Regions from separate parts of the Mus musculus genome. Here all the other regions are linked to region 1. Evidence: chromatin loops called from intact Hi-C (ENCODE). Cell type or tissue: heart. All regions are shown on one strand.

Evidence for each region. Hi-C counts contacts between places; a loop is a spot of excess contacts. Peaks named below come from ENCODE experiments on the same cell type or tissue, not always from the same donor. Only the 100,000 strongest peaks of a DNase experiment are listed, where the experiment ranks them.
Region 2: it touches region 1 in a loop (19-fold over the local background); 16 of 42 quality-filtered maps call a loop at or near these places.
Region 3: it touches region 1 in a loop (8-fold over the local background); 32 of 42 quality-filtered maps call a loop at or near these places.

Annotation. Positions count from the first base shown.
Region 1 is chr9:114,494,962-114,502,961 of GRCm38, reverse strand. It overlaps Ccr4 (chemokine (C-C motif) receptor 4), which reads left to right and starts at 6,418. Exons shown (of 2, transcript NM_009916.2): 1 at 6,418-6,464. In heart, CTCF peaks have their summits at 2,627 (motif pointing left) and 4,542 (motif pointing right); no DNase peak of the experiment used is centred here; H3K4me3 peaks cover 347 bases; H3K27me3 peaks cover 1,372 bases.
Region 2 is chr9:114,315,096-114,323,095 of GRCm38, reverse strand. It overlaps 4921528I07Rik (RIKEN cDNA 4921528I07 gene), which reads left to right and starts at 6,068. Exons shown (of 27, transcript NM_001384245.1): 1 at 6,068-6,165. The coding sequence starts at 6,141. In heart, a CTCF peak has its summit at 4,880 (motif pointing left); no DNase peak of the experiment used is centred here.
Region 3 is chr9:114,412,791-114,420,790 of GRCm38, reverse strand. It overlaps Glb1 (galactosidase, beta 1), which reads right to left. Exons shown (of 16, transcript NM_009752.2): 2 at 3,661-3,830; 3 at 288-438. Among named protein-coding and RNA genes, the nearest start is that of Tmppe, 16 kb to the right of the region's middle. In heart, CTCF peaks have their summits at 2,432 (motif pointing left) and 4,859 (motif pointing left); no DNase peak of the experiment used is centred here.

The DNA.
Region 1 (8,000 bases):
TCCAGCTCGTCTGGTTTCTGCTTCTTCCAGGCAGCTGCTCTGGTCTGAGTCATCTTGCAGATTCCCTTCTCTTGAGTCTTGGAAATTCAGCTTGTCTGAGTTGCCCCCTCGGCTCTATGAGCTGGGCCCTGCTTACTCTGGCGGGGAGAGGAGTGATCTGGTTGAAGGAGCTCCCCTGCAGGGTGGAGAGATTTCATCTGGAGACTTACACACACTTCCTGAGAAGGCACAGCCACCAGGCGCCAGGGAGGCATGTGGAGCTGCAAGTACCAGAAAAGTATGGTGTGTCGCAATAAAAACCCCCGATCAGGGCTGGTGAGATGGCTCAGTGGGTAAGAGCACCCGACTGCTCTTCCGAAGGTCCAGAGTTCAAATCCCAGCAACCACATGGTGGTTCACAACCATCCTTAATGCAATCTGATGCCCTCTTCTGGAGTATCTGAGGAAGCTACAGTGTACTTACATATAATAAATAAATAAATCTTTAAAAAAAAAAAAACCCCGATCAAAAATCTGCAAATTGAAAATGGAAAAAAAATCGGGGGCTAGGAGTATTGGTGGGTCCCGGCACTAGGGAGGCAGAGGCCGGTGGATCTTTTGAGTTAAATGCCAGGCTGGTCTACAGAGTGGATCTCAGTATAGCCAAGCTATGTAGTGAGAGAGACCCTATCTCGGAAGCCGAAAAACCAGGTTTCTCTCCCTCCAACCTTCAGAAGTACCCAAGAAAAGTGAGGTTGTCTGGAAGCCATGCCCTTTTGAGGTTTGCTATCCTATTACTTTCAAAAAAGGAGCCACATAATTTATCATTGTGCGCGCAGGGGGTGGGGGTGGGGTGGGGTGTGTGTGATGCGCGTGCGCGCACACGCGCACACGCATACTACAGAGCCTCATGTGGCAGGCAGAAGATAATTTCTAGAAGTCAATTCTCTATCTCCCAGTGGTTTCTGGCAATCCAGTTTAGATCACTAGGCTTCCACATGGAAAGCTGTTTTACCTCAGTGGCCCTACATGATACTTCAAAAACAAAAAGATTTTAATGTAACTTCCCCTTGATTTTTATCTTCACATTCATTTTCAGGATACTTGTCATCCTAACTTATCGCAGATCACAGAGGACGCAAGCCTGGCACTGACTCTCAAGCCCTTCCCTGAGGTTTGTGGAAAAGACATTGGGCTGAGAGAGAAGGTTCTAGAAAGAGTGAAATGAGTTCATTGTGTGGGGGGAGGTAAGGGGACATTTCAATGAGCACTTGTAGCCCATACGTTCTGGGCAGGGGGAAGGGGAGGGTTTTTGGAGCTTAAACCTTGCTCAGCATGTTAGCTTTGAGGTATGAAATAATTAAAGAGCCCAGTGTGGTGGATGAAGCAGGCCTGGAGGGAGGACCTAAGAGCAGAGCTTTGGTAGGGACCAGGAGGAGTTGAAGGCTGGAAGGCTGGTTCTAATTCATAGGTCCATACCTTGACTAGGTCAGACAGGGCCTGAGTCCAGCTGTGTTCCTGACTCCTGTGTCCAGTTCTGCAGAATCAGGGAGGGTGTTTCTCACCCTGAATGTATCATGTCCTCTCAGAACATTCTGTGGTCAAAAACCTATCTGCATTTGGGGTTTACATTTCTTCTAAGTAAACCACAAGCTTTGGCCCAAGTCACTAAGCCCCGCCCTGGCTTGCTGGTCTAGAGCTCATCCATCCAATCTGTAAGTTTTCCTGGCAGCTCTTCAATTGCATAGTGGGTGGCGGTAGCCATTGTGACAATGTCACGCGCCCGAAGAAAGATAAGTCTTGCTTAAGGTGTTGGTGGTGGACGCTTCAGTCTTTTATTGCGATAGGGAGGTAGGGTATCCCATGTAGCCCTGGCTAGAGCCCAACTCAAGATCCCAGAGTGCTGAGATTATAGCGTACCTTTTTTAAAAAGTCATTTTAAAAGGTGTGTGTGTGTGTGTGTGTGTGTGTGTGTGTGTATGTGTGTGTGTGTGTGTGTGTGTACACTTAGTTGCGGATCCTACGGAGGCCAGGACCCCCTCAAGAGCTGGAGTTAGATGTGTTCTGAGCCGCCTCTGGGTACTGGGAACCCAATTCAGGTCCTTTGGAGACCATCCAGGGCTCTTAACTGCAGAGCCATCTGTGCAGCCAGGGATCCACGGAGTCAGAATTGGAGGACAGGTAATGAAATTGCATCATAAACACAGACCACTGTGTTTTCTCTGGTGGGTGGAGAAGCAGGGATTTGAGCCTGGTACACACGTGCCCTGCCTCCCGCACCGGAAAAATAGGGCAGGCAAGATGGCTTTGCAGGGAAAGGTGCCTGGTGCCACAACAGAACGTACGTAGACAGACAACCTACATTTCTGGACCCCCACAGGATGAAAGGAGAAAAGGAATGCCCAGTTGTGGTTTGACCTCTAGCATGCTAACACACACACACATAAATAATCACTTAGAAGGTTTTCTTTTGAGATGGGATTTTACTAGGTAGACCAGGCTGGATTTGAACCCAGAGAGATTAGCCTGCCTCTGCCTCAGGAGTGCTGGGAGTAGAAACATGTCTCTACATGCCCTCCATTTCCAAGTCTAATAATAAAACCATTTCCTAAAGGATGGTAAACTGGAAAACGCTGCCATCTGCTGGCCGTTATAGTTACTAGGCAACAGCCTGTCTGGGGCTATGAGACCAACCCAGAGCGGCATGGATGGAGTGATGGAGGAGTGTCCGGAGGGGGGAATTTGTGAGGCAGATCGGGCCAGGTGAATGAAAGCGGCTTCCGGAGTCATTGTCTCAGGCTCAGGGACAAGGTTCAGTAGCTGGCCCCAGGTATAAAAAAATGGGGAGACCCCAAGAGGGGAAAGAGCTGATTTCTAGGTGAAGTGATCTAGAGTAATGCCCAGATCCTCCCAAACTGGAGGGACCCGGCACCCAGTCGTGGTTACAGGAATGCGCCTATCCCGGAAGCACCCTGAAAATGAAGGTGGGCCCGGATTAAGGGACTCCATCTTTTCTGTGCTTCCCGGCAGCACTTGCGGCTAGGGCGTTTCCCAGCAGCCACCTTGGCAGAGGAGCCCCTCAGCTGAGATGCTCAGTTTTGTTAGTTCAAGCCCAGCCTGGTCTACAAAGTAAGTTCCAGTACAGCCAGGGTACACAGAGAAACTGTCTTAAGAAAACAAAAAACTCCAAACAAACAAAAATGACCGCCACCTTGTTTCTGCATTCCCTGGCCAAAGATTAGAATGGACCCCCAACCTTCGCTACTTCTGTAGCAGGCAGACACAATCATATTTATGAGTTTGTTGACTCCCATCAACGTTGCTAATCTCCGTGATTTTTGTCCTGTTTTTTCATCCTTGCGCTGCTTATATATGTTTTTCATTATATTACTTTTTTTTTTTTTTAAAGCCGGGCGTAGTGGGACCTGCTTTTAATCCCAGAATTTGGGTGGTAGAAGCTGAAGCCATCTCTGTTAGTTCTAGCATGATCTACATATTGAATTCCTGACAGATAGTACTACATGGTGAGACGATGTCTTTTAAAAAATGAGATTGATTTATTTGTGCAGATACGTGTTTTTTTGTGCATGTGTGTCTGTACCACCTTCACTGCGGGTGCTCTCAAATAGGACATTGGGTCCCCTGGAACCGGGAGGGAGTCTGCACCATGGGACTGCTGGAAACTGAATCTGGGTCCTTAAGAGCAGTAAGTGTTCCTAACAGCGGAGCCATCTGCCCAGCTCTCTTTCTGTATCTTTGACTCATTAAACTTTTTTTTTTCTTTTTTAAAGATTTATTTATTTATTTATTATATGTAAGTACACTGTAGCTATCTTCAGACATACCTGAAGAGGGCGTAAGATTTTATTACAGATGGTTGTGAGTCATCATGTAGTTGCTAGGATTTGAACTCAGGACCCTGGGAAGAGCAGTTAGTGTTCTTAACCACTGAGCCATCTCTCCAGCCCTCATTAAACTTCATTGACAACGTTTGTATTTTTGATTCTTGAGGTAGGATCCTTGAATTAGTACATATGACTGAGAATGACCCCTCCTTCTGCCTCTACTTCCCAAGTGTTGTATAAGCACATAACACCATGTCCAATTTGGGCTCCGTTTTTGAGTCCCTGGCTTGATCCAGTCACCTCGCCTGTTAGCAGCAAAACTCACATTCCAAATCTTTTCCTTAGGCAAGCTCTGGAGCCACTCTGTAGAAACCCCATTCTCCTCGGGCCGGGGGTTAGACAGCAGGAGTCAGTCCAGGAGCTCCCGGTTATTGCAATTAGCCCATCTACAAAACGCCCAACTAACCTCACCCGCAAGAACTTCCTAGACTGCATCCTAGCGCTCTGTGCAGCCTTCTTCACCTGGCCGATTTCTCTCACTTCTAGCTGTTTCTGGATACTTAGCCACTGGACTGAAGCCACAGCGTTTCTGCAGCAGGGTGCCAGGGGCTCCTTCTGGAGGGGTGAGGGCGTGGGCTTCGTGTTACTGTGCGCTGCTCCCATGGGTAGCCCGAAGCCTTTACTTCTGTCTTTCCTCTTGGAATCAGTCCTGGTACACCAGGGGGCGCTACAGCTCCACGTTGGACACTGGCCTGGCCTGGCGGTGGATGGGCAGGCTTTTTGTTGAGTTTTGCTTTTCCGTCTGCTCCTTTCTCAGAAATCAAGTTTAAGATGACTATGGAAGTGTCAAGAGGAGGACTGTAGGCCCAATTATGACTCCCGGGCTTGTGATATTTCATCTTCCCTCTCTGACTTCCTGTGTCTTCACATATGATAGTCACTGTAAAAATCATTACTACTTGTATACGTGTTTATTATTAAATTTTATCTTTGTCAATTCCATACATTACACAATGCATTCTGGTTACCTGCTCAGTCCTTTTTTTTTTTTTTTTTTTTGATTTGTAGTTTACTATTGCTTTAAAAAAAAAAAAAAGATTATTTGCCGGGCATGGTGGCACATGCCTTTAATCCCAGCACTCGGGAGGCAGAGGCGGATTTCTGAGTTCGAGGCCAGCCTGGTCTACAAAGTTCCAGGGCAGCCAGAGCTACACAGAGAAACCCTGTCTCAAAAAAAGAAAAAAAAAGATTTATTTATTTTTAGTCAGGTGTAATGGCACACATCTTTAATCCTACACTTCAGAAGCAGAGGCAGGCAGATCTCTGAATTTCAGGGCAGCTGAGGCTACAAACTTCATGTCTCCTGCCCCAGAAAAACAATGTTTATTTATTCTCACTTGTATGTGTATGAGGCTTTGGCCTACATATATGTAAGTGCGCCACATGTGTGCAGTAGCCACAGAGACGAAGAGAGTGTCAGGTCCCCTAGAAATGGAGCTACAGACACTTGGGTACAGAGAGCTGGTGGCAGGTCCTCTGTAAGAGCAGCCAGTGCTCTTGTCTCTTCTGACCCTGATGTTTCATTTGAAATCCTCCCTGCAGGAAGGTCTCCTGGTTCTTAAGGAGTGGGGATGCACTGTGCCAGGCTGCCTGCTGGTTACCTCTGGGTAGTAGCAGCTTGCCCATCCCACAAGGCTGAAAGCTGCCCTGGGTCTCAAGATCAACTCATGCTCCCCCTGGCAGCTCAGTCATTTCCGGTTTTGTTTATATGGATGGAGGTTTTGCCTCCATGTGTGTTGCTGCGTCGAGCTTGTGCCATGTCTAGGAGAGGGCAGCAGATCCTCTGAAAATGGAGTTACCTGACGAAGTCACCTTGTAAGTCAGACTCACATCATTAAATCAACTTTCCCCTCCTCTGCATGTTTTTGTTCGGTTTGTTGTTTTTGGTTTGTTTTTGTTTTTGCTTGTTTTGTTGTTGGTTGTTTTGTTTTGTTTCTTGTTGGTTTTTTTGTTTTTGGTCTTCTCCCAGAGTTGAAGACCTAATCAAGGGACTCGTGCTCACAGTTTTTCTTTTTTTAAACAACTGCTCTTTGTGGTCCTGCGATTAGACCCAGGGCTTTGATCACTCTAAGCAAACCCTCTGCCTCTGTGCGCCATCCCTAACCCACAGCACATATATTTCACAACTTGAAAAGCCTTAAAGTTTCCCTTTTTATTCTCCCTCCCTGTCCCTTCCCTCCATGCCCTCCCATCCATTCTTTTTTGAGGCAGGTTCACATGTAGTTCAGGTTAGCCTTAAACACACTATGTAGCCCAGGATGACCGCCTGCCTCCACCTCCCACGTGCTGGGATCACAGTCTACGCCGCTGCACCTGGCTCTTACCTTCTTGTCATTTTTCTTCCCTGCCACAGAAGAAACTACACCAGCCTAGCTTTGCGTTTGGGGAAATGAGTCACTCAGCTTTTTTTTTTTTTTTTCTTTCTTCTTCCTTTTGTCAAGAAGCCCCACATGGGTGAGGGGAGAGTTGGTATATCACAGTGTCACAGGAAGTCACATACCCTTCAAAGCACCTTTGCTGCTTCTAGGATCCTGGCATTGCTTCATAGACTGTCCTCAGGATCACTTTCAGAAGAGCAAGGTAGGTGGAGACAGGGACATTCGCGGGACCTGTGGCTGCGCTGCTGCAGGTGCCTGTGGCTTCGGGGAGCACGGACAGGTGACTAGCTACCTGCCTGGCCCCACACTCAGGTTTTGTTTTGTTTTGTTTTGTTAATTTATCTTGTTGTATGTGTAAGAATGTTTTGCCTGCAAATATGTAAGTGCCCACGTGTGTGCTTGTGCCTAAGGAGGTTGTAAGAAAAGGAAAAGGGCCTCGGATCCCCTGGAATTGGGGTTACAGATGGTTTCGAGCCACCATCCGGGTGTTAGAAATTGAAGCCGTGTCCTCTTCCAGAGCAGCCAGGGACCTTAGCCACCAAGCCATCTCAGCAGCTTCACACTCAGGCTTCTTAATCTTGCTGGTGCTGGCCTCTGTCTTGGAGAACACACACTTCCTACCTGTCTGCAGGCAGGCCGCCTGAGGCTTCACCAGCCAGGCATCCATTCCGGACTCGGCTCACGCCCTCAAGTCTGACGAGGACTGCAAACTTTTCTGCTTGTTCCAGCAAGGAATATCACATACCCAGGAATTACGGCATCGTAGGTGACTTACTTACTTAATTAGTAATTTTCTTTTGAAATGTATTTTATTACATTTCTTTATGTAGTGCAGGTATATATGGATGTGTGTGTGTGCCTATATACGGAGGGTGCGTGTCAGAGGGTAATTTGCGGGAGTCTGTTTTTTTTTCTACCATGTGAGACCAAGGAATTAAACTCAGGGTTAGGCAGATGTCTCCATTTGCAGAGCATCCTCTTGGCCTCACTTGGTTTTGAGAGTCAGATACAGTGCAGGCTGGCCTCACCCTCAGTGTTGCTGAGCATGGCCTTGAACTTCTGGCCTTCCTGCCTGTGCCTCAGCCTCTCAAATGCTGGCATATATATATGGGCCAGTAGACTGGACTATCCTTTTTGTTTGGCGGTTTGTTCTTCTGAGCCTATCTTCATTCTTCTGTTTTACTGAAATTTTTTTCCCCCTTTAAACTTTACTGGTAAAATGATAGCAACACAAGACAGTTGTTAGTCACTGACAAGCCTCCCAGGAGACTCTCCCATGTGACAAGTCTTCATCATGCTTTTCCAAGGGGAAAAAAAAAAAAAAACCAAAGAAATAAAATCTCTTTTGAAAAAACACCAGGGGTAGGGGTGATGGTTCAGTGGGCAATGCGTTCGTACCTAAAACACAGGGCCTTGAGCTCTCCAGAAGGTGAGCAAAAGCCAGGAGTGGCTGTGCACGCCTAGGACCTCATAGCCCTCCCCCTCGGTGGAGACACCGTGGAGACGGATAAATGGGAGGTTCCTTGGCCAGCCTGTCTTCCCAAAACAGAGAGTCCTGGTATTGAGACTGTATCTCAAAAAACAAGGTAGAGAGTGATAGCAAAAGACACCTCTGGCCTCCATTAACACAGGCACAGCTGAATGACCGCACACACAGATGTGTGCACACGTGTACACCGCATACTCATAGAAACAGTAGAGTGTTCAGGCGTGCAGAACTGAAGCTATGGGGAGAGAT
Region 2 (8,000 bases), 180 kb after region 1:
GAGGAGAGGCCCTTGGTCCTGTGAGGACTCTATGCCCCAGTAGGGGAATGCCAGGGCCAGGAAGCAGGAGTGGGTGGGTTGGTGAACAGGACCAGGAAAGGGGATAACATTTGAAATGCAAACAAAGGAACTATCTAATAAATACAAAAACAAAATTTATAAAACCTCTATTCAGGCCATTCAGCAATGTAGATTTCCTTTTCCTGTTCTGTGAGGAATGCCATTGCCATTTTGATGAGGATTTCTTTAAATATGTAGATTGCTTTCAGTGACATAGGAATATACACAATATTCTGCCTATTAAAGAATAAGAGGTATTTCTGTCTTCTCGTGTCTTCCTCAATTTCTTTTTTCAGTTTCTTACATTTTCATTGTAGAGATCTTTTATCTCCATGGGTAAGCTCATTCACAACAATTTTTTAAACAATTTTTTATTAGATATTTTCTTCATTTACATTTCAAATGCTATCCCAAAAGTCCCCTATATATTCCCCCCACTCCTGCTCCCCGGTCCTGCTGCCAACTTTAGCTCCTTGGGTACTTTCTCTAGCTCCTCCATTGGGGGCCCTGTGTACCATCCAGTAGATGACTGTGAGCATCCACTTCCGTATTTGCCAGGCACTGGCATAGCCTCACAAGAGAGAGCTATAGCAGGGTCCTGTGAGCAAATTCTTGCTTGCATATGCAATAGTGTTAGTGTCTGCTAACATTATTATGGTATGGATCTCCAGGTGGGGCAGTCTCTGGATAGTCCTTCCTTCTGTCTCAGCTCCAAACTTTATTCACAACAATTAAAAAAATCTATAATGAGCCAGGCGTGGTGGTGCACACCTTTAATCCCAGCACTCGGGAGGCAGAGGCAGGAGGATTTCTTTTTTTTTTTTTTTTTCCATTTTTTATTAGGTATTTAACTCATTTACATTTCCAATGCTATACCAAAAGTCCCCCATATCCACCCACCCCCACTCCCCTGCCCACCCACTCCCCCTTTTTGGCCCTGGTATTCCCCTGTACTGGGGCATATAAAGTTTGCAAGTCCAATGGGCCTCTCTTTCCAGTGATGGCCGACTAGGCCATCTTTTGATATATATGCAGCTAGAGTCAAGAGCTCCGGGGTACTGGTTAGCTCATAATGTTGTTCCACCTATAGGGTTGCAGATCCCTTTAGCTCCTTGGCTACTTTCTCTAGCTCCTCCATTGGGAGCCCTATGATCCATCCATTAGCTGACTGTGAGCATCCACTTCTGTGTTTGCTGGGCCCCGGCATAGTCTCACAAGAGACAGCTACATCTGGGTCCTTTCAATAAAATCTTGCTAGTGTATGCAATGGTGTCAGCGTTTGGATGCTGATTATGGGGTGGATCCCTGGCTATGGCAGTCTCTACATGGTCCATCCTTTCATCTCAGCTCCAAACTCCGTCTCTGTAACTCCTTCCATGGGTGTTTTGTTCCCAAATCTAAGGAGGGGCATAGTGTCCACACTTCAGTCTTCATTCTCCTTGAGTTTCATGTGTTTAGCAACTTATATCTTATATCTTGGGTATCCTAGGTTTGGGGCTAATATCCACTTATCAGTGAATACATATTGTGTGAGTTTCTTTGTGAATGTGTTACCTCACTCAGGATGATGCCCTCCAGGTCCATCCATTTGGCTAGGAATTTCATAAATTCATTCTTTTTAATAGCTGAGTAGTACTCCATTGTGTAGATGTACCACATTTTCTGTATCCATTCCTCTGTTGAGGGGCATCTAGGTTCTTTCCAGCTTCTGGCTATTATAAATAAGGCTGCTATGAACATAGTGGAGCATGTGTCCTTCTTACCTGTTGGGGCATCTTCTGGATATATGCCCAGGAGAGGTATTGCTGGATCCTCCGGTAGTACTATGTCCAGTTTTCTGAGGAACCGCCAGACTGATTTCCATAGTGGTTGTACAAGCCTGCAATCCCACCAACAATGGAGGAGTGTTCCTCTTTCTCCACATCCTCGCCAGCATCTGCTGTCATCTGAATTTTTGATCTTAGCCATTCTGACTGGTGTGAGGTGGAATCTCAGGGTTGTTTTGATTTGCATTTCCCTGATGATTAAGGATGTTGAACATTTTTTCAAGTGCTTCTCTGCCATTCGGTATTCCTCAGGTGAGAATTCTTTGTTCAGTTCTGAGCCCCATTTTTTAATGGGGTTATTTGATTTTCTGAAGTCCACCTTCTTGAGTTCTTTATATATGTTGGATATTAGTCCCCTATCTGATTTAGGATAGGTAAAGATCCTTTCCCAATCTGTTGGTGGTCTTTTTGTCTTATTGACGGTGTCTTTTGCCTTGCAGAAACTTTGGAGTTTCATTAGGTCCCATTTGTCGATTCTCGATCTTACAGCACAAGCCATTGCTGTTCTGTTCAGGAATTTTTCCCCTGTGGCAGGCGGATTTCTGAGTTCGAGGCCAGCCTGGTCTACAAAGTGAGCTCCAGGACAGCCAGGGCTATACAGAGTAACCCTGTCTCGAAAAAAAACCAAAAAAAAAAAAAAAAAAAAAATCTATAATGAGTGGGATTTCCCCCAACTTCGTTTCCACTGAGTTTGCAACTGATATATAGAAAAGATGCTTTTTTTGTATGGTGATTTTTATATCCTGCTACTCTGCTGAGAGTGTTTGTACTTTGCTGGTGGAATCCTTGAATCTAGTAATCTGCCTTTTTTCCCCTTCCTATTTGTATCCCCTTTAATTCTCAGAGTCCTTCCAGTAAATTCTTTTGTCACTGCTGAATAACCAGATCAAACCAAATTTAACAGATTCAAATTCAGTGCTATTGGAGGAATAAGCTTTGTCTCCACTGAGAAAAGTCTTGAAAGACGGAACAACAGTGAAGAAACCACTGCTCCTTGTGGAACATCGTGATGAGAGGTGCAATGTGCTGGCTAAGTTGACAGTGTTTTCTCCATCCAATCCCCTTGCTCTCTTCTGTTGGTGGATAAACCAGACTGCACCTTGAATTGCAATTCTGTATGGCCTGGGTATTACTTCCCTTAGAATTCCTTCTTATTCCTATGCTCGCAACATAAGAAAACAAATCCTTTCTCTTTTAGCCTCACTGCTGAGACGTCTTCATTAGCAAGATAGTTTATAATTCATCTCATGTTTAAAAAAGAAATAATCCCCCTTGATTCGTACCCTCCTGTAGCTTCACCACAGTCTAATACTTGTCCCAAGAATTTACTATATTATTAAATCCTTATGCTCCCATTTTCTTTAAATTCAGTCTGAAGGTTTTATATCCACCTATTACTAAAATTCTTCTCAGGATGATGTGGTTGGTCAACAGAGGAGTGAGAGGAAAAAGGAAAGTTGATAACTGCCCATTCTCGGGGCATAATCTTGGGGTGATGGGCGAGTAACAAATCAGGAGCTGACACGCCATATCAGGTGCTGAAATGCCATGGCTGAGGGCTATATAAGCGACTCCATTTTCTGGGGTCGGGGTCTTCCTGAGAAGTAAGCAATAAAGCTTTGCTGCAGAAGATTCCGGTTGTCTTGAGTGTGCTCTTGCTGGCGGGTACAAAAGCTCGGGATACTTTTACTCTTGTCAGGACAGTTATCCATAAAACCTTTGGGAGGCATTTATCTATCTAGTCAAGGGTAACTTCCGAAGGAAAGCCCCCTCCTTTGTCATCTCAGGCACCAACCCTAGTTGTAGGTAGATTTAATAGCCATATGTCTCTACCATTAGAAAATCTTGGGGGGTTTCCAGAACCCTTTCTTCCCACCTCTCATTTGTCATGCCACTTTAGGTATCACATATTTTTTTTTCCATTTTTTATTAGGTATTTCGCTCATTTACATTTGCAATGCTATACCAAAAGTCCCCCATAGCCACCCACCCCCTCTCCCCTACCCACCCACTCCCCTTTTATGGCCCTGGCGTTCCCCTGTACTGGGGCATATAAAGTTTGCGTGTCCAATGGGCCTCTCTTTCCAGTGATGGCCGACTAGGCCATCTTTTGATGCATATGCAGCTAGAGTCAAGAGCTCCGGGGTACTGGTTAGTTCATAATGTTGTTCCACCTATAGGGTTGCAGATCCCTTTAGCTTCTTTGGTACTTTCTCTAGCTCCTTCATTGGGGGCCATGTGATCCATCCAATAGCCGACTGTGAGCATCCACTTCTATGTTTGCTAGGCCCAGGCATACTCTGACAAGAGACAGCTATATCAGGGTCCTTTCAGCATAATCTTGCTAGGGTATCACATATTTTTAAGGAGCAGGGGTTGGACATAAAGCAGAAGTCATAAACACTTAGCCAAGCCTCCCACTGAGGGGACATTTCTATCCTTAGAACTGAGTTTCACTTGCAGATCTTAGTTTATATGTGAAGTATTAATAACGAGTGGTAATTCTATCATTTCATTGTGACTATTCTATTCTGCCACCCCTGGAAACTATAGAGGAAGGAGGAAGTGTAAGGGCTCAAGGCAATGGTTCCCAGTGCTCAGAGCATCTACTTCTCTAACCATCCTGGCATGTATGAAATATGAAGAGATGCTTGTGTTACTCCCTTTGGCACTGAACAGCTTAGACAGAGGATGCCAAGAATCTCATGCTGGGAGAAGGAACAAGCTAAGACCCTTGGGCAAACCATAAGGAGGACTAATTTTCTGGCACGTACAATCTATCATATCACTTATCAGGAGAGACTGAAGCTCAGAAGGAGGAAATAACTTGACCAGCATTGCCCAGCTATAGATACTTCTTGACTTTGTTAAAAACTAAACCTCATAGGATTCTGAGGATGGTCTTGGTGGAGGAGTCAATAGACCTTTGTTTCTCTTCCCAATGTACCACCACATCCAACATCAACAGGCTTTCATAGGGTGCCATCTTGTGGTGGTCAGTGGGAATGCAGAAGAGAAGCCCGGGCAACCTTCATGGAAACCTGTCCAGTGGGGTTGAAGCTGGAAAAATAAAAAAATTTAAAAAGAATTTATTACTCTTTCTCTTCTGCTTTTCAGTATTCACTGTGTGCTGACGTTTGGTCTGTTGCTATGCACTGTAGTGATCAATGCTGGTCCACAAGATCTGGCTGCCGCAATGAGGAGATCCTTGGTCAAGAGGAAATCATCGCATATACCAAGTGATGCTATGGAAACTTGCTCCTTAGTTTAAAGCGATTAGTTAAATAAACAGGTTGACAGCTCGTAACTGGGCAGAAGAGAGGTAGGCAAGGCTTCAGGTGCGGGGCTCGGGGTCTGAGGCAGAGAATACCAGGAGAGAAAAGAGAAGAGGAAGGAAGAAGATGCAGGGGTAGGTGGAAAGTGAGAACATGGCAATGAGGGCCAGACATTTGGAAAGGAGTGGGCCATGAGAAACATGGCAAGTTGTCCCTGAGGATCATTGACTGGAAAGTAGACTGACTAGCATAAAGGGTGGATATCTGCTCAGCTCTAGTGCTTTTATGGCTTATTATAAATTTAAAAGTTTTGTGTCTTTATTTGGGAGGTAAATGATCAAAAGTGGGATAGAAACATCCAATTAATCTTTCTACATTAATTATGTCTTTAATTGAACTATTAAGGACAGATAGACACATGGTTAGGGGCTGTCTTAGTTACTTTTCTATTTTTTTTTTTTTTGTGATAAAACACCATGACCAAGTCAACTTGTTAAAGAAAATATTTAACTTAGAATTTTAAGTTTCAGGGAGTTAGAATCCATGACCATCATAGCAGGGAGCAAGGCAGCAGACAGGCAAAAATTCACTGGAGCAGTAGCTGACAGCTCACATTTTGATGTGTGAGAGAGTGATCAAAAAAGACCTTTGTGAAGTAGGCATTTTAACATGGTTCTTTAGAACCATGTAAGCAGATGAGAGAAAACTAACTTTGTAGTTGGTTGTTCTTAGATCAAGAACATTGGCATTTATGATAACCCACACTGTCGTCCTGACCTTGTATGAGCAGACTTGCCTAAGTAGCAGATGTTGGCTGTCATGGTATGATTATGAGTTCACTATGCAAGCTCTGTGACTTATGGCTGACCTGTACCTAGTTATGTTCAGGCCTGAGTGCTGAGTGCCAGTATACTTTGAGATTTCCTCAGAGTACACGTCTATAACTACAGAGCGATAGTAGTGTTGGAATCTGAGTATAATGGGTAACTGTTGTGATACCAGAGGTATGATATTGCTAGCCATTTAGTGCTTTTGCTTCAAATAGACTGGTTAATATTTCTCAAAATATTTTGTGTAAATACTTATAACTGCTGTATTATTAGAATTATGTCTTATTTTATTTAATTTTTGAGACAGAGTTTCTCTGTGTAGCGCTGCCTATCCTGGAACTCACTCTGTAGACCAGGCTGGCATCAAACTCAGAAATCTGCCTGCCTCTGCCTCCCAAGTGCTGGGATTAAAGGCATGCACCATCACGCCTGGCTCTAGAATTATGTTTTATTATATATTATATTTTAGTCTACAAAATATTTTGACTTTAGAATTTAATGTGTTTGTATGTACGTATGTGTCTATATATGTTTGTATTTCCTCCCTCAAGATTGTGCTTCACAGACATAACACTATATCATAGACATACCAAGAAATAACTAAGGTTCTCTGTTTTGAAATTATTAACCTCAGAAAAAAGGAGTGGCTTCACAGTGGTGGGGATAAATTATGATATAAATCTCCCACTATAATGTGTGCCTATTTTCATTTTTAACAAACATTTCGTGTCATTTTCTTATTAGGTATATTTATTCACTAAAATGTAGGTATGTCTTTTCCACATATGTGAAGGTTTAGAGTGTGTACCTACTCCATATTGAATAATTTAAATCCATAATTTATGATTTATCCTGAATTGTAGACATCACAAATAGGTAACATTGTGACCCACATCTCTTTGGAGTGAGGTATCACCCAATAAGTTGATTATTTTGTTCTGAATGACTGATCACTATTTCAACAAATGAAGTAGAGAATAGATGAATTAGACTGGTGAACTAACTAGAGAGTCAGGAACTATTTACAGTAATCCGTGAGCATAGTGTTCGTATATGGTGAACAAAAAGAATAGTATGCAGAGGTAATCGTTCTTCTGTGCGTGTAGAAACATGGTGCTGAAAAGATGTATTAACCCTTCCTGCTGTTTTCACGTGTGATGTGGTTTATTTATCCTGACACTGCTTCAGAGAGCTATAGCTTTCTTGATGAATTGGGCAAAACCTAAATATAAAGAGGTTCATATTTGTGAAAAGCTAATTAACCAAGATGGTAGGTTTCCAGTGTACACGTCAGGATGTCTCAAGTCTGTAGAAGTCCTAGGCATTATCTACTTTATGACATCAAATCCATGGTCACTTTATCACAGGACACCACTGTCACATTTCAACCTAGGCATTGCAAGGAAGTACCAGCCCTTCTCGTCAGCTCACAGATGCGTAGGACTGGGATCCTTATCCTCACACCTGGCCTAAAGCCAACTACAAATAGAGAGATCTTTAATTGATATCTGGTGGAAATACAAATGTTACCCTCAAAAGTGCAGAGACCTTGTGAGCCACAACCTGGGAGAGTGACACAAGTACTCAGAATATCTACCCAGTTTTTAGAGCCCCCATTACCCTTGGAGCAACTCTCACATAGAGCTGAGTTAGAGGACTTGAATGGCCAGCAGGATCCAGATACTCCTCTTCCTTATCACTGTTCTTTTTAATCTGGATGCTACAAAGCACATGAGAATAAAAGGAGAAACAAGGCACAGGGTACTTATTATTGTTTTCCAGAAGTCAATAAATTATTGCATGTCAAAGGATGAATGGATCAATATAGTTACACCATGTCCCTTATACTAAATTCACTTCCCCAGGAAAATGTATGTGTTAAAAAGCTAAAATTCTGTGTTTATGATGAATGTAGAATCAGAATGTGTCAACTGATGGAGGTTGAAATATGCTTGTGAGATGTGATGAAGAGATTCTTCAGTCCTTTTGGGTTTCAAAATGCTTAAAGG
Region 3 (8,000 bases), 82 kb after region 1:
TTAATTTTATAACTAATCCATGAGGGAGACAAAGCAGAGTGCACTCCATGTCTGTGACAGAGGAAGCCATGAGGAAGTCCCCTTGTTCTGCCTCCCGCCTGCTCCTCGCTGCCTGGCACCTCGCTGAAGGAATAAACACTGGCGGGTCACAGTACCACTTGCTCTAGACTCTTGAGTCTTAGATCGCTTTAATCCACTTTGCCCAGAGCCCCACCCCCATCCCGTCGGCCTCTCCTGCCCTTACTCACACCCACCAGGCAGGCAGGACCCTGCAACTGGAAGCTCACCATGTCCCACTCTGCACAGATGTAGGGCCCAGGCCTCAGGATCACCAGGAGTCCCAGCTCATGAGCCAGCTGGATGAAATGCTCCACATCACGGTCCCCAGAAAACTCATATTGTCCTGGTTGGGGTTCATGGAAGTTCCAGGGCACGTACCTGTGAAGACACACACGGCTGAAACCCTCCCAGGTGGCAGCTGAACGGGAGGGAAGAGAAGGGGGCCCAGGCTCTGTGAGCATTTGACACCTCGGGTCTAAGAGTGGAACACGGGGCAGTGCTAAGGCACTGGTGGGTAAGGGGGCGCCAAGCCTGACCCAGAAGCTCAATCCCAGAACCAGCATAGTGTAAGCAGAGAGCTACTTCTACACGTTGTCCTGTGCCCTGTCTTCCATACACACACAGCACACACACACACACACACACACACGGTGGGGGGTGAGAGAGAGAGAGAGGTAAAAAACGAGGTGTAATAAAGAAAGCCCTTACAGAAGGAGTGGGATTTCTAGGAACTAATATCCAGTTTTTGCAATATGACACTGAAGTGGCAGATTGCCTCCGATCCTGGAAGCTAAGCACAGCCAGCCAGGTCGGGCGAATACTGGGATGGGAGTCACAGAGCCTGGCATGAATCAGGAGGCCGAGGCATGCCCTCTCTATGACACGCTGGAGATGATCCAGCAGGGCCACTCAGGACCTTGTTCATTCTCTCTCTTGCTTCCTGACTGACGGGAAGATGGCGTGAACAGAGATGAACCAGTGGTTTTTTTGTTTGTTTAGTTTTGTTTGTGGTCTGGTAGGATTACAGGTGATGGCCTTCATCCACAGAACTGCTCTGAGGACATGAATGATAGTTGTCAGCTTTGTCTGCCAAGGCGGATTTATTTCAGACAGCTTCTTGGTCACTTCTGTACGCCTCTCTGCATCAAACTCTCCTTTGGCTTCAGTTTATACCTGGCTCGTTTGAAACACTGAGAATCGAACACAGCCTTGAGCGTGCCCAACACCCCTTCTAACATGGAACCCCAAACCAGGCCTTGATGAAAACAATCTATAGAAACTGTGACAGAAAAAAAAAAATATATCGTCAAGCACACCGAAAGCTTTAACAAGAAAAATAAATGCACGAATTCTAATTATCGTGTTAAAGTAATATGAGGTACGTATTTAAAAAATAAAGGTTAAACCCAGCAGTGGTGGCGCATGCCTTTAATCCCAGCACTCGGGAGGCAGAGGCAGGTGGATTTCTGAGTTCGAGGTCAGACTGGTCTACAGAGTGAGTTCCAGGACAGCCAGGGCTACACAGAGAAACCCTGCCACAGAAAAAAAAAATAAAAAATAAAAAATAAATTTAAATAAATAAAAATAAAGGTTGAGCAGAACACAGTGGCGCTTGGAAGTAGAGGCAGAAGGGTAAGGGTTAAATGGCCAGCATGGGGTCACAATAGGTTTGAGGGTAGCCTGGGCTACATGAGACTCTACTTAAAAAATAAATAAACAAAGAAATGGCTGGCACACAGCATTTACCTTTAATCCCAGCACCCAGGAAGCACAGGCGGGTGGATCTCCGAGTTCAAGACCAGCCTGGTCTACACAGAGAGTTCCAGGACAGCCGGGGTACACAGAGAAACCCCGTCTCAAAAACAAACACTTTAATAAAAGTAAGAATAATCCAGGCATGGTGCTTACCTGTTAATATAATCTTAGCACTCAAGAGGCCGAGGCAGGATTGTGAGTTCTAGATTAGCTTGAGCTACATAGAGAGAGATCCTATCTTCTTTAAAAGGGGCAGTGTGTGTGTGTGTGTGTGTGTGTGTGTGTGTGTGAGAGAGAGAGAGAGAGAGAGAAGGAGGGAGGGAGAGAGGGAGAGAGAGAGAGAGAGGGAAGGAGGGAGGGGGAGAGGGAGGGAGGGGGAGAGAGAGCGAGAGAGAGCGAGAGAGAGCGAGAGAGAGAGCGAGAGCGAGAGCGAGAGAGAGAGAGAGAGAGAGAGAGAGAGAGAGAGAGAGCGAGAGCGAGCCAGAGCTGGCTCAGTGGTTATGAGCCCTTACTGCTCTTTCAGAGAATCTAGGCCTGGTTCCTAAGCACATGGCCACTCAGAACTGCCTGAAACTACAGTTCCAGGGGATATGCCTCCCTCTTCTGGCCTCTGAGGGCATTGCAAGCAAATGATACATAGACATATATATGTTATATGTTATGTCTATATGTACTTCTATAACAAGAAAACAAAACAAAACAAAACTCTCACCCAGTCTAGAGACCTACAGAGCCTGTGGTAAAGTCCTTGCCCATCACATGCAAAAGCCTGAATTTGGCTCTCAACACTGAAAGCAAAACCACAGAAGAAATCTCTACCCTACAAGAAGACAAAAGACTTTTGTCAGAATACCAGGCCAGGAAATAGAACGACCCAAACGGAACTGGCTCCCCGACCTCTGGTGCGGATACACAGTGCACTGTGACCCTCGGCAAGAAAGCCTTAAGGATGAGCCCCACAAGCATCCTCCCCCCCCCCCCCCCCCCCCGTAGATCCAGGCTCAGCCATAGCCCACTGGAACTCAGCGTGCTAACAACTGTGAGCGAACCCAGATCCACTCTGCCAGGGGCCGTAGAAACAGAAGTGGGGGGATCCCCTAGGTATCTACCAAACCCACTAAGGCTTTCTCAACCTTTATCTTTTAAGATGTTATCAGCGATTCACACCGGCTCTGCAAAATCCAGAGTGATCAGCTGCCCCAGTTTTCCCCCCCAATTAGTCATCTCACAGAATCAGAGGAGACGGGGACATGTGCCTGTTGATGTGAACCTATAGCCTGGGTTCAAAAAAAAAAAATTAACCCAGTAAGACAAGCTGGGTTCCAAATACCTAAGCACAGGCTCACTTCCTCCATACCAAAAGCAGCCACACTCCATACCCCTCACGTTTGGCTCCTCGATGGACCTCGGACCAAAGACGTGACCTTGGCAGAAATGTAAGTTTCATGAGCTATATATATAAAACCTGCCTTCATCTTTATTGGTGTATTGTTTGTGCACACAAACATGTGCGTGTACACATGTAGATCAGACGATACCCTGTTCTCTGCTACCATGTAGGTCTCCAGGATTGAACTCAGCCTGTCAGGCTTGGCCGCAGACCTCTGTACCTTCTGATCCACTCTCTGGCCTCCTCCTACCTTTGCCTCTTCAAGCTGATTTCAGCTTTATGGTTTCTGAGGACAAAGTTCAAGGGAGAAGTGCTTCGCTCTCTTTAGAAAGGCCAGTCAAACTCCTAAAGAGCCAGCCCCGCAGGGCTGCACACAGAGCTCTCTCCTACTTGTGTAGGGGTGGGTGTGTGTGTAGGGGGAAAGGGGTGGGTCTTGGGCAAGCATCCTTCCTTACATCTGGATAGCATTCAGCCCAGCCATCTTCATCTTCAGCAGCCGGTCCTCCCAGTAGAAGCGGGGTATCCGGAAGTAATGAATGCTTCCCGAGATGTATCGGAATGGCTGTCCATCCTTGAGGAAGCGGTCCCGGCTGTAGTCGAGCTTAAATGTCCTCTGGGTGACATTCTGCAGGGCAAGTAAGGGACCCCGTGAGAACGTGAACCTTTAGGTCAGAAGTGGAGCTGGGGGGTGGGGGCGGGTGCTTTTCGATTAAGTTACACAACGAGTAGACTTAAGTTACACAATAACTTATAAACAAGTCAGCCCAGCCAAGGTGATGTGGAGGAGGCTATCTCCTACTTTGGCTCTACTCCCTAAACCTGGAGCCTATGGACGCTCAGGAGCTGGGACTATATCCACTGAGCTGTGTGTGAGGCATGGAGACAGGGGTACTCCAATCAGCTCAACAGCAGTGTCCCTCGGATCCCCGGGACTATAAAAGGCAGTGCAGAAACCAATGGATCAGGTGTGGGGGATGTAGTGTCAGAGAAGTGGAGGAAAGAGGATCAGAAATCCAGGGTGATCCTTGGCTACATACAGATTGAGGCCAGCCTGTGCTACATGAGACCCTGTCTCAAACGCACGCAGCAGCAACAGATCCATGGATCCCCATCCTAGCTGCTGCTCTGAGTCCCAGGGTGACCTGGGCAAGTGCATCTCATTCGGAACCACCAGGGAACTGGAGAAAAGTAATGTTCAAACGCTATTATTATTATTATTATCATTATTATTTGGGGGAGGGGGGTTCCGAGACAGAATTTCTCTGTATAGCCCTGGCGGTCCTGGAGCTCACTCTGTAGACCAGGCTGGCCTTGAACTCAGAAATCCGCCTGCCTCTGCCTCCCAAATGAGTGCTGGGATTAAAGGCGTGCGCCACCACGCCTGGCTCAATGCTGCAGGGCACAACCCAGTTTGTGAATTGAACTGAACGGGGTCTGGGGCAAGTAAATCAAGCACCTTTTCATGGGGACAGAGGACAGCGCAGCGCACACAGTACAGTATTACTTCCAAAATGCCTGGTACATAGTGTGGAGTTACTTATATATGACCTTCAGCCAGTACACTGGCTGAAATGTCATAAAGTTTCAAGGAACCCAGTTTGGAGTTCCTATCAGAGCTGTTAGGCAGCGTGGAACACTGCCCCCTAGTGGACAAAGACAGGTAGCAACCGGCAACAGGTACCCACCAAACCCGGGGTACCAGAAGCCACCTGCCTCTCAGCCCAGCATCAAGGAGCTGCCACGTGCACCTTGACGCTTTCAGAAAACAATGCCAGGATTCGTCAGCATCCTAGCCCGCAGCGATTCTGGAACATCTCACAACAAGTGCGAGAGTTCACACGAGGTCTGGTATCCACCTAGGGAGTTGGCACCTCCACGGATCCATCAGAAATCTGTGAAGAAAGCCCCTATCTCAGGTCTAATTCTCTGCTTCCTCTTGGTATCCCTAAGGTCGAATCGATTACGACTTAGGGCCATAGCTGTAGTCAGACCCCACCCCTGCTGCTTTACCAATGAGGCTGACGTTGAGCAGAGCGGGAAGGGTTCTGGAAAAACTCCCTGGTCTAGAGGAACTGGTCACAAGCTCCACGGGGCTGAAGACAGAGGCGTCCGGACCTAGGACTGCAGGGTGCAGTTAACGAGGACTTAGAGAAGTATCGTCCTAAATAGCAGACAGACTGGCTGATCGCCACAGTTTGGGCTAGCAAATGAGGTGTAGATATTCACAGGCCTCCCCATGCTCCTGCTTCCTGTGCTCATTTGGATTCTCGAGCCACCGGCCCCCAAACCCTTGCTGTAGGTTCTGTTTCCGGAGGAACCTACATGAAGGCAAGTGGTACCAGTAATGGCCTAAGACCTTGACTGTCTCCAAGAACAGGGGCTAAGTGTGGAGGTTGAGAATGGTACCCATGGCCTCCTATAACTGAATGCTCGGTCCCCAGACGGTAGAGCTGTCTAGCAAGGATTGGGAGGTGTGGCCTTGTTGGAGGAGGTGTGTCACTGGGGGTGCGCTTCGAGGCTTCTAAAGCCCAAGTCATTCCTAATTCCCCCTCTCTGACTTGAGCTTGTGGATCCGATGTGACTCTCAGCTACTGCCCTGGCACCGGGTCTACCTGCCTGTGGTCCTGCTCCCTTCCGTGATCGCGGACTCTAAACTCTAAGCAAGCCCCACAATTAAGTGCTTTTTTATAAGTTGCCTTGCTCATGGCGTCTCTTTACAGCAACAGAACAAACACTGACTAAAACAAAGGTATCTGTGAGGAAGTTCCCAGGGAATTTTAAATGGTGACCCCCTCTGACTGTGGGTGTTACTATGCATGGGTTGGGGGCCGTGGATGAAGAGAGAAACCAGGCCGAGCATCAGCACTCATTTCTGTCTTTCCACTCTGGACCCAAGGTGACCAGCTGTCTGTCCCACATTCCTACCATTGTGCCTTCCCCATCATGATGGATCGCACCCCCACACCACAATCCAAAAGCGAACCCTTAAGTTTCTTGTCAGGGCAGTGAGGAATGTAACAGACACCCACACATGGGCGTGGGGCGGCATCTGGAGGTTAGAGATGCTGATTAGCAACCAGACCTTACAGTTAGTGTGTAATGGGTGAGCAAGGATACCCCAAAATGCATGCCACACCCCTCACCTATGCCAGAGAGAGACGAGGTCCAGCTTAAAGGGGACGATTTGGCATGTTTCATTTCTAAAACTTTAGTGTGTGTATACGAGTGTGCACACCTATAGGTGAGCATGAGTGTGTACAAGTGTGTGAATGTAGGTATAAGTGTGTGTGAGTATATATACGAGTGTGTGCGTCCACACACTAGTGCAGCGTGCTTGCGTGGTATTGTACATGTGCACACGTAGAGATCAGAGGACAATGTGGAGTCGGTTCTCTTTCCTCCTTTCCGTGGGTTCTGGGACAGAACTCGGGTCTTCAGGCTCTCCCAGCAAGTGCACGACCTGCTGAACACTCTCCTCAGGCAGGAGTTGCCACGTGACTTGGCTCTCTCGGTTTACTGTGAACTGGACAGACTGCGAGGCTGGCTGGCTTGTTTAGCAGGTTTGGAAGTTCTGAAGAGAGGAACTGACAGGTTCAGGCTACATGGGGCAGTCTCTGAGTGGCATGAACTTCTGTGACGGTGTCTACAGAGACCCTCATCTCCTACCAGGAAAGCAAGGTCGAAGGTTTAACCTTGGTGGTACCCTAGGAATGAATCTAGAGGGGGCAAAGGACATGGTGTCCTGGGAGAGGACAGGGGCATGGGGTATCTGTCCTGACTCACCAACTCTTACCTTGATGTCAGCTCTAATACCTAAGCTCATGGGATGGTTTCTTGGACACACACATGACACTAGTTTGCAGGAAGGGAGAGAAGAAACCAGGGCTGCCTATGACCGAGGGAGCAATGGAGTGGTCGGTTCAGGGAAGGGGCAACCCACTGTCAGACTATATAGACCATATATGCTTCAGGAGGCCCAGAGGACGTACTTTCAGTCAGAAATGCATAAGGTGGGGCTGCAGAGATGGCTCAGAGGTTAAGACCACTGACTGCTCTTCCACGGGTCCTGAGTTCAAATCCCAGCAACCACATGGTGGCCCACAACCAACCGTAATGAGATCTGACTCCCTCTTCTGGAGAGTCTGAAGACAGCTACAGTGTAAATATGATAAATAAATAAGTAAATAAATAAATAGAAATGCTTTGGTAACTTTAGAAGCCCCACAGCACATAGAGTTCTCAGTAGATGAATGAGGACAAGACACTGCCATGACACTGGGCCCTCATCGCTGACAGCGACATCCTGGCATTATCGAGGGGGACCATTGTAAACATCGAAAGCTGAGGAGCTTTTTCCCAAGGCCCAGCTTTGAGTCAGTTTCCTGACACACTGCTTAAAGGGAGGGGTGACTAGCCCCTGAAGGAAGGACCCTACGGTGTGATCGCTTGCACAAGGATTAACTACCTGTATTGTTAGTACAGCTTAAGCCAACACTCATGCTACGAACTGTGTCAGGCCATCCCTCTCCCCGAAGGCCCAAGTCCCTCACACAGTGGATCCCAGAAGTGAGAGTGTGTCCTAACATTACTTCCTTGGCTTGAATGCAAAGCGGGGCCAAACTAACAGCCAGCACAACCCTCACCACGTATGAGGACTTTCTTTTATGGGTGCAGTGAAAGTTCCAGAACCTTCTACTCTCCGTCTCTTCCTTAAGAAAAACCCGGAGGAGACCACACTCCTCCTGGAAGAATAGCTACGAGGTTCTCCTCCATCAAGGCTTAAGGTCATCTCTAT